2 separate regions of the Homo sapiens genome follow, and region 2 is linked to region 1. Evidence: read pairs that join two places in POLR2A ChIA-PET (ENCODE). Cell type or tissue: MCF 10A. All regions are shown on one strand.

Region 1 (5,000 bases):
TCCTGGTTATTTCCTTTCTTCTGCTGGGTTTAGATTTGGTTTGTTCTTGTTTCTCTAGTTCCTTGAGGTATGACCTTAGATTGTCTGTTTGTGCTCTTTCAGACTTTTTGATGTAGGCATTTAGGGCTGTGAACTTTCCTCTTAGCACCGCCTTTGCTGTATCCCAGAGGTTTTGATAGGTTGTGTCATTATTGTCATTCAGCTTGAAGAATTTTTTAATTTCCATCTTGATTTCATTTTTGACTGAATGCTCATTCAGGAGCAGGTTATTTAAATTCCATGTATTTGCAGGTTTTGAAGGTTCCTTTTGGCGTCAATTTCCTGTTTTATTCCACTGTGGTTTGAGAGAGTGCTTGATAAAATTTCAGTTTTCTTAAATTTATTGAGGCTTGTTTTATGTCCTATGATATGGTCTATCTTGGAGAAAGTTCCATGTGCTGTTGAATAGAATGGGTATTCTGTGGTAGTTGGATGAAATGTTCTGTATATATCCATTAAGTCCATTTGTTCCAAGATGTAGTTTAAATCCATTGTTTCTTTGTTGACTTTCTGTCTTGATGACCTGTCTAATGCTGCCAGTGGAGTATTGACGTCCCCCACTATTATTGTGTTGCTGTCTATCTCATTTCTTAGGTCTATTAGTAATTGTTTTATAAATTTGGGAGCTCCAGTATTAGATGCATATATGTTTAGGATTGTGATATTTTCCTGCTGGAGAAGGCCTTTTACCATTATATACTGTGCCTCTTTGTCTTTTTTAACCACTGTTGCTTTACAGTTTGTTTTGCCTGATATAAGAATAGCTACCCAGCCAGGCGTGGTGTCGCACACCTGTAATCCCAGCACTTTGGGAGGCCAAGGCAGGAGGATCACCTGAAGTCAGGAGTTTGAGACCAGCCTTGCCAACATGGTGAAACCCTGTCTCTACTAAAAATACAAAAATTAGCCAGGCATGGTGGCGAGTGCCTGTAATCCCAGCTACTTGGGAAGCTGAGGCAGGAAAATCACTTGAACCTGAGAGGCAGAGGTTGCAGTAAGCCAAGATAGCACCACTGTATGCCAGCCTGAATGTCAGAGCAGGACTCTATCTCAAACAAAACAAAACAAAAAAAAACAACTAAAAAGAATAGCTACCCCTGCTCGCTTCTGGTGTTCATTTGCATGAAATGCCTTTTTCCACCCCTTTACCTTAAGTTTATGTGAGTCGTTATGTATGTTAGGTGAGTCTCCTGAAGGCAGCAGATAGTTGATTGGTGAGTTCTTATCCATTCTTCAGTTCTGTATCTTTTAAGTGGAGCATTCAGGTCATTTACATTCAATGTTAGTATTGAAATGTGAGGTACTGTTGCTTTCATCGTGCTCTTCGTTGCCTGTGGGCTTTGGTTTTGTTTTTTGTTATTGCTTTTTAACTTGTATTTTTGTTTTGTAGGTCCCGTGTGATTTATGCTTTAAAGAGGTTCTGTTTTGATATGTTTCCAGGATTTGTTTCAAGATTTAGAGCTCCTTTTAGCAGTTCTTGTAGTGGTGGTTTGGTAATGGCAAATTCTTTCAGCATTTGTTTGTCTGAAAAATGACTGTATCTTTCTTTCATATATGATGTTTAGTTTCACTGGATACAAAATTCTTGGCTGATAATTGTTTCGTTTGAGGAGGCTGAAGATAGGGCTCCAGTCTCTTCTAGTTTGTAGAGTTTCTGCTGAGAAATCTGCTGTTAATCTGATAGGTTTTTCTTTATAGGTTACCTGTTGCTTCTGTCTCATAGCTCTTAAGATTCTTTCCTTCGTCTTAACTTTGAATAACCTGATGACAATGTGCCTAGGCGAAGATCTTTTTGCAATGAATTTCCAGGTGTTCTTTGTGCTGCTTGTATTTGGATGTCTAGGTCTCTTGCAAGGCCGGGGATGTTTTCCTCAATTATTCCCCCAAATATGTTTTCCAGGCTTTTAGAATTATCTTCTTCCTCAGATACAGCGATTATTCTTAGGTTTGGTCATTTAACATAATCCCAGACTTCTTGGAGGCTTTGTTCATATTTTCTTACCCTTTTTTCTTTGTCTTTGTTGGATTAGGTTAATTCAAAGACCTTGTCTTCCAGCTCTGAGTTTCTTTCTTCTACTTGTTCAGTTCTATTGCTGGGACTTTCCAGGGCATTTCCCATTTCTAAAAGTGTGTCCAAAGTTTCTTGAATTTTTTATTGTTTTCTCTTTAAGCTATCTATTTCTATGAATATTTCTCCATTCACTTCTTGTATCATTTTTTGGATTTCCTTGCATTGGGCTTCGCCTTTCTCTGCTCCCTCCCTCATTAGCTTAGTAACTAACCTCCTGAGTTCTTTTTCAGGTAATCAGAGATTTCTTCTTGGTTTGGATCCATTACTAGTGAACTAGTGTGATTTTTGGGGGGATGTTGAAGAGCCTTGTTTTGTCATATTACCAGGGTTGGTTTTCTGGTTCCTTCTTATTTGGGTAAGCTCTGTCAGAGGGAAGGTCTAGGACTGAAGGCTGTTGTTCAGATTATTTTGTCCCACAGAGTGTTCTCTTGGTGTAGTACTCTCCCTCTTTTCCTATGGATGTGACTCCCTGTGAGCCGAACTGCAGTGATTGTTGTCTCTCCTGGATCTAGCCACCCAGCGAGTCTCCCTGGCTCCAGGCTGGTACTGAGGATTGTCTGCACAGAGTCCTGTGATGTGAACCGTCTATGGGTCTCTCAGCTGTGGATACCAGTGCCTGTTCCGGTGGAGGTGGCGGAGGGTGCAGTGAGCTCCATGAGGGCCCTTAGCTTTGGTGGTTTAATGCTCTGTTTTTGCGCTGGTTGGCCTCCTGTCAGGAGGTGGTGCCTTCCAGAAAGCATCAGGTGTAGTAGTGTGGAGAGGGACCAGTGGTGGGCGGGGCCCTTGAACTCCCAAGATAATATGCCCTTTGTCTTCTGCTACCAGGGTGGATAGGGAAGGACCATCAGGTTGGGAAGGAGCTAGGCCTGTCTGAGCTCAGATTCTCTTTGGGCGGGTCTTGATGTAGCTGCTGTGGGGGATGGGGGTGAGATTCCCAGCTCACTGGAGTTGTGTACCTAGGGAGATTATGGCTCCCTCTGCTGAGTCATGCAAGTTGTCAGGAAAGTGGGGGAAAGCCGGCAGTCACAGGCCTCACCCAGCTCCCACGCAAACAGAAGGGCCAGTTTCTCTCCCGCTGTGCCCCCCAGTAGCCCTGAGTCTGTTTCCAGGCAGAGGGCAAGACGGGCTGCCAGACGGGCTTGAAAACTTGCCCGAGGCTATCCGCCTCCCAGCTGTGAAAGAAAAGTGCTTTAGTTCTTCCCCTGCCTGTGAAGTCTGCAACCCGGATTTGCAGCCCCCACCACCCCCGGGGCTTCTCACCCCATTCAAATAGTTAAAAAGTTCAGCTAGAGAATTCCTTCTCCCTGTGGAGTTTTACCTGCTGCTCCTCTGGCCACCCTTCTGAGGGATCCCTGTGGTGCCAGGCAGGAATGGGCTGCTTTGGGACCCGGCAAGCTCCCAGGGCCTTTCTGCTGCTTTCTCTACCCCTGTATTTCGCTTGGCTCTCTAACTTGACTCAGCTTTAGGTAAAGTCGGAAACTTCTCCCACAAACAGACCTTCAGCTTCTCCGGTGTGTGTTCGGGAGAGGAGGGTCTCCCTTTCCCACTTAGACAGTTGGGGCACTCACAGTATTTGGGGTGTCTCCCGAATCCCGCAGGAGCAGTTCACTTCCTTCCGAGGATCTGTGGTTCCTCTCCAGATTGCTGGTTTGTTCTTGCAGTTGATCTAGAGCTGAAACTCACAATGCAAGCCTCCACATGCTTCTCTGTCTGGAGCTGCAATCTAGTCCTGCCTCCCATCTGCCATGATCCACTCTATTTAGACAGTCATTAATTTTAAAAATATACTGTTAAATAAAGTATTTTGTTCACAGAACTAGAAAGCTTCCTGTGATAGTTTTTTTGCTCTGGATTGTAAATTATGAGATATTACAGTTGGTACTGTATATCAAAATAGACCACATTTTTCAAAGTAATTTTCCTGTCAGTCAGTGTGTTATGAAAACATGTTAGTCACAATTTTTTCAGTTAGTCATTTGCCCTCATTATGGTTTTCATTTGGGTCTCTTGTAAGACATAAAGATTAGACTCACTGGAGACCAGAACCACCTCAGACAGAACCGACCAGTGTCCTCTGCTTTGGCTTGGCACTGCGGTTGTCAGCTGGTCAGGAGTTGCATTGTTTTGAACAGAGGGAGCGAAAAGCTGAAAGAAAAAAAGCAAATTGACAAGTGACCACAGAAACACAAGGATGAAAATATTCCATGGATAGAGGAAATGCAGTAAGTTAAAAGGACTCGGATGTGATAAAGTGTGAAATAACTATTTGAACACCAGGAAAGAAAAGAGCATAAAATGACAGAGATTATATTCATATGGAAAAATGGATTTGGGCTAATGAGTGTTCCTTATTTCTTCTGCTGTGAAGTTTTGAGTCCTAAGAAAAGTAAAGTAAGTCGGAACTATAGTCCTCCAGGGAAAAGTTGAGGGAAGATGTGATTTTTTTTCATTACGATTAGGTCCTGACTTTAGTAAACAAAAAAATATTCTGGAAGACAGAAATGTAACATTCGATACTGTTTCTAATCTAAACATTGTCAAAGTAGAAATTTTCTTTTAATTTGTGGTTCTAACATATACTTTATCTGTATAGCAAATAACTTCTGCAAAGACAACTCAACCGATCTAAATTTAAAGCCATATCATTGATTTAAATATAATATTGGCATCCAAAGATTAAAATATAATAATGGTTATACATTTTCTCATTAGTCTTTTCATAAGGGAAATATAGAATTGAACATTAAAATCTTACTAATAAGATGGTGGTTATTGGTTGTATATCTCTTGAAAAAATAAAAGAAATTATAAATCAAGTAAACTTTTGTTTTTGCCGATTTCAAACGTTTTTTAAATAATTTCAACTTTTATTTTAGATTAAGGGGCACAT
Region 2 (5,000 bases), 140 kb before region 1:
CAAACTGATAACGATGGATGAAGTGAAAAGGACTGTTAAAAACTAAGTAACCAAGATTCACATCACCAGTAATAAGTCATGTGGATAGAATGTACCTCCCAATATGATGCAATGAGAAGATCACTTCACCTTTGTGGTATCCTTCCCCTAAATCCGTAACACAGTCTAGGCATGAGAACACAGAAAATAAACCCAAATTTTGGAACATTCTACAAAATTTCTGACTCATACTTTTTAAAATTGCCAAGTTTATGGGAAAAAAAGAAAAGACTGAGAAATTATCACAGAGCAGAGGAGGACAATTAAAGAGTCATGATGCTAAATGCAGTATAGTGTCCTGGAACAGAAAAGGACATTAGTGGAAACACTGGGGAAATCTGGATAGAGTCTGTAGCTTAGTTGATAGTATTATACTAATGCTAACTTCTTAGTTCAAACAACTGTACCCTGTCTCTAAGATGTTAACATAGGAGGATGCTGAGTGAAGGGTATATAAGGACTGTATTCTATATTTACAATTTTCTTTAAATCTAGAGTTGTTAAAGATATGACAGACAGACACACATATAAAAGGCAGGAGGCTATGTAGTTTTATAGACTTACTGCCCTTTCTAGTGTCGTTCATTAACAAGTAACTGAAAATTCTTAAATTACTATTAAAACTATTTCCAAATATTAAAAATATAGAAAGCATCTCACTGTATTATATGAAGGTGGCATTACTTCAGTACAAAAAAAACTTAATGAAGATAGCAAAAAAGGGAAAATATGGTTGCAAAAATCCTAAGCAAAGTATTAGAAAATCGAATCTCGTAGTCTGTTGAGAGAGTAATATGCTATGTAGTTTTCATTTGAGATGTACAGTATGTTTCATTATAATGAAATATATCAATATAATTCATTACATATTGAAAGAGTAAAACTGCATAATCATACTATTCATGGTAAAATTCTAAGTAGAATTTTTTTTTTTTTTTTTTTGAGACACAGTCTCTCTCTTGTCACCCAGGCTGGAGTGCAGTAGCGAGATCTCGGCTCACTGCAACCTCCGCCTCCCGGGTTCAAGCAATTCTCCTCCTGCCTCAGCCTCCTGAGTAGCTGGGATTACAGGCACCTGCCACCACGCCCGGCTAATTTTTGTACTTTTAGTAGAGACGGGGTTTTGCCATGTTGGTCAGGCTGGTCTCCAACTCCTGACCTCAGGTGATCCGCCTGCCTCGGCCTCCCAAAGTGCTGAGATTACAGGCGTGAACCACCACGCCCAGCCAGAAAATTTTTTTAATCTGTGGAAAATAGATGAGTATATATATTTTTTTGTTTTTATTTTTTCACAGTGCAGAGATGGAGATGACCTTCCTCAGTTAATGAGAAAGCCCAGGTGCTTTAAAGGAATAACATTGTGATAGCTCTATCTACAAATAAATTAAATGTCAGGAAATTTTCACACATTAGAAAAATGACTCTCATGAAAATACAGAATGAACATGTGTCAAAAACTCATTCAACATTTTAATTAAAGTAGGAACCAGTAAGATAATAAAACTTGATATTAGAGCATTTGAATAATAGGGACTTATATAGTTCACCTTTCCAGGAAAATTGAAAAATGATGCCTTCAGAATAATATTGATTAGATACAAATTTGGTTAATTTTCTAAAAAGTTATAAAACGGTAACCTTTGGGTTTCTGCTTTCTCTAGGACGGAAATGTACAAGTTACATGGAACTTCACAGTGTCTAGACTCTAATCAGATAGAGTAAGTAGGCAGGTTAACAGTTTTCTAGTATGCCATTGGAAGGATAAATTTTCTTAATGTTAGTGTACTGTGGTAGATACTGTCAACCAAGTTAAAAGATACAAAGGTTGATTACCTTGATCAAAAACACCTTAGAACTTAATAGTAAAACTAAACAACAACCAAAAAAATACAAACTGTCAGTTCACTGAAGAAACACATATTGCCAGAAACCATGAGAAGCTGCCTGCAATCTCAGTCATAATTTTTTAAAGGCAATCTAAAATAAAAGTGAATGAAGATTTTGGCTATCAGGTTGGCCAAACCATAAAATGTTTCTATAACTAACTATTAGTGTTAGGCTGTTCATATTCACACTTTAATAGTGAGATTCTAATTTGTTATAAGCATATTCATTGGTGTTTCTTGGAATAGCAAAATACTGAAAACCGTCTCAGTAGTCTTGTTGTTAGGTAAATACACCATGTTTGAGAAGTGTAGAAAAGAATGACATTGTTAAGTGAGAAAAGCAAGATGTGGACAAATGTACATTTTTATTTTAAAAAGCTATTATTACATGTGTATGTTTATACCTAGGTCTGAATAATGCAGACAATAAAGCTTATTTATGTTAGTGGAAGTAAGGAAAATATTTTTCTTTTTTTTTTTGTAAGGAAGACTTTATAGTCAAGACTAGGGGAGAGAGATTAAACTCGACTCTGAATACAACAGGAACTAGTGGAGATCTATAACCATTAGGCACTGTTAGGAAGTAGATTTCTCTCTCTTTTTTCAAGTAGGGATAAGTGATTTTAATTTTTGTATTTTTAAAAAGAATTTTAAAAATATGAATACAAAAACTTAAATATCACATTCTCTTGGTAGATTTTTTATTGTCGGGATTTATAAAACTACCCAGATAACAGGGAAATCCTTCAGTTTTTCCTAGTAATGTTAAAGACAGATAAAGTAGAACAAGTGATTAGAGTATACAGTACCTCAAAGTGTCTGTCATAAATAAACTACTTAGAGGAATGAATATTTTGTACTCAAATAAATTGCAAGTATTTGTGAGCTGAACCCTATGTTTCCCTTCTTATTCCTGTTTCTGTTTGTCGAACTCTTCCTCCCTGACTTTCTCTTTCAAAGATGAGCATACATGGATTCATTTCGGTTTTGTAGTGTTTTGTGACACTCTAACCCTGATGTTTCCTTCAGTAGGGAAAATCAGAAGGGTTTTCTATAGTTGAGCCAGGTGATTGGAGTGGTGAAACCAAGCAGGGAGAGGTAAAGCCAAAGTAAGAGCTGCCTGTGTGGTGACTCATGAAATGGTTGAGGTTTGAATAGCTTTTGGCAGAAAGCAGAAGAAAAACGGAGACAAGGTATGGGTGTGTATGTGTGTGTGTAACTACATGCTGTACAAGCTATGCATATTTCTGAGAGCACATACTAATATAATTTAACCTTTGATGACTAAGGCTATTCTATAGAGTTTCAATTCTTGTAATCTACTCTAGTAAATGATGCATACAAGTAATGTGTAAGTGTGCAGGTATGAAGGGCTGACCTAGCCTACTGTGCGTGCTGAGACTCCCGTGTCTCCATCTTCACCCCCAGTGTAAATGCATTTGTTATAAATTGGAAAATGACTAGTTGAATTTGCTAGAATTATGTGTAAACTAATAGTATCTAATAACTGAGTGAGTGTCAAATGATTCTCCTATGAGGAAAATCAAGTGCCTTTTAATAAAGATTTGTGATATCTAATTTTAGTTTTTTATAGTTTGCTTGTTTGGCCTACTTTTAGGACCTTGGCTGTGTGCCACATAATTGAGGGTGTTGAACAAGTGAGATGTTGGAAAAGTCTCATAATTCAAATATTAAGCAAGTTTTTAGGGCCTGTTCTGAGTTCTAGCTGTGCACTCTAAAATACATAAATATATATTAGTCCCCACTTAGCTGAGGAGTATATGTTCGAAGACTCCCACCCTGAAACTGTGGACAGTACCCACTTGATTGCCATCAGTTGGAATACATTTTTATTCCTGTCTTCCACCCACAAATTTAATGCCTTTTTCATCTTAACTAAACACTTACTATATACACTGTAGCTGTAACTTTGGCAGTTTGAGGTGTGACAGCAACATTAGCATGAATTTCTTTTTCCTTCTTCACAATGTCATGGGTAGAAGATTTATTCCTACCATAGATCATAGCAGCCTAAGCATATGATTTTTTTCTTTCCTTATTCACTTGAGAATTTTCACTTTTACACTTAAAGGAAGCACTTTATGGCTTCTCTTTGGCATATCTGAATTGCCAGCATCACTACTCTTGTACTTTGGGGACATTACTAAGTAAAATAAGGGTTACTTGAACACAAACCCTGTAATACTTCAGCAGTCATCATAACCAGGATGGTACTAAGTGAGTAACAGGTGGGCAGATAGCATACACATTGTGGATTCACTGGACAAAGGAGTGATTTCTGTCCGAGGCTGGATGGAGTGGTGACAGATTTCATCACACTATGCAGAATGGTATGAAATTTAAAACTTATGAATTATTTATTTCTAGAATTTTCTGTTTAATATTTTCAGATCTGAAGGCACAGAAAATGAAACTGTGGGTAAAAGAGGACAACTGTAATTTATTCTACAGGTTCCCAAGTAAATGCTTGGCTTGTACAAAAGCATATTTTTATATCAATGTTGGTTGTTTTTGTTTCTAAAAATTGTCAGTCTTAGGTGAAATAGGGGATCAGCTGCTAGTCATATGTAAAATTGGTTTCGAGAATACTAGCCCTGCATACCTCTGCCTTGTAGCTAAGTCTTAAGGCTTTATCCCATCCTCCTTACCATGTGGTGGTGGGAGGGGGATATATCTTTCCTTTAACAGTGTTAAGACTTCATACATAAATGTCCCTGGGAGAAATAAAAAATGTTCCTCAAGTCATATTAAATCCTTTCTTAAGAGCAGAATTGGATTGAAAGAATATAGAAAAAGGAGAGATTGGAGAGATTTCAAAGACAGAAGCAGGCTGTCTTAGATGGAAGAAGCAAACCAGTCTTACTTGAAAGTTTTGTCTCTCATCTAATTGTATTTCAACCATTACCTATCTATGCATTATCTTCTGAGTGCTGATCCCGTATTTCTGACTGGATGTTATTATGTGGATGTTTCTTAACATCACTAATCATTAGAGAAATGCAAATTAAAACCACAATGAGATGTCACACCGCACCCATTAGGTTGGATACTATT

Evidence for each region. Peaks named below come from ENCODE experiments on the same cell type or tissue, not always from the same donor. Only the 100,000 strongest peaks of a DNase experiment are listed, where the experiment ranks them.
Region 2: POLR2A ChIA-PET joins it to region 1 with 8 read pairs; 2 of 35 experiments call an interaction of 5 or more read pairs at or near these places.

What each region holds. Positions count from the first base shown.
Region 1 is chr11:9,981,432-9,986,431 of GRCh38, reverse strand. All of the region lies in intron 13 of SBF2 (SET binding factor 2), which reads left to right. Among named protein-coding and RNA genes, the nearest start is that of LINC02709, 220 kb to the right of the region's middle. RefSeq lists an enhancer at 2,757-3,956. In MCF 10A, no CTCF peak of the experiment used is centred here; a DNase peak (open chromatin) is centred at 3,081.
Region 2 is chr11:10,121,090-10,126,089 of GRCh38, reverse strand. All of the region lies in intron 2 of SBF2 (SET binding factor 2), which reads left to right. Among named protein-coding and RNA genes, the nearest start is that of SBF2, 170 kb to the left of the region's middle. In MCF 10A, no CTCF peak of the experiment used is centred here; a DNase peak (open chromatin) is centred at 3,069.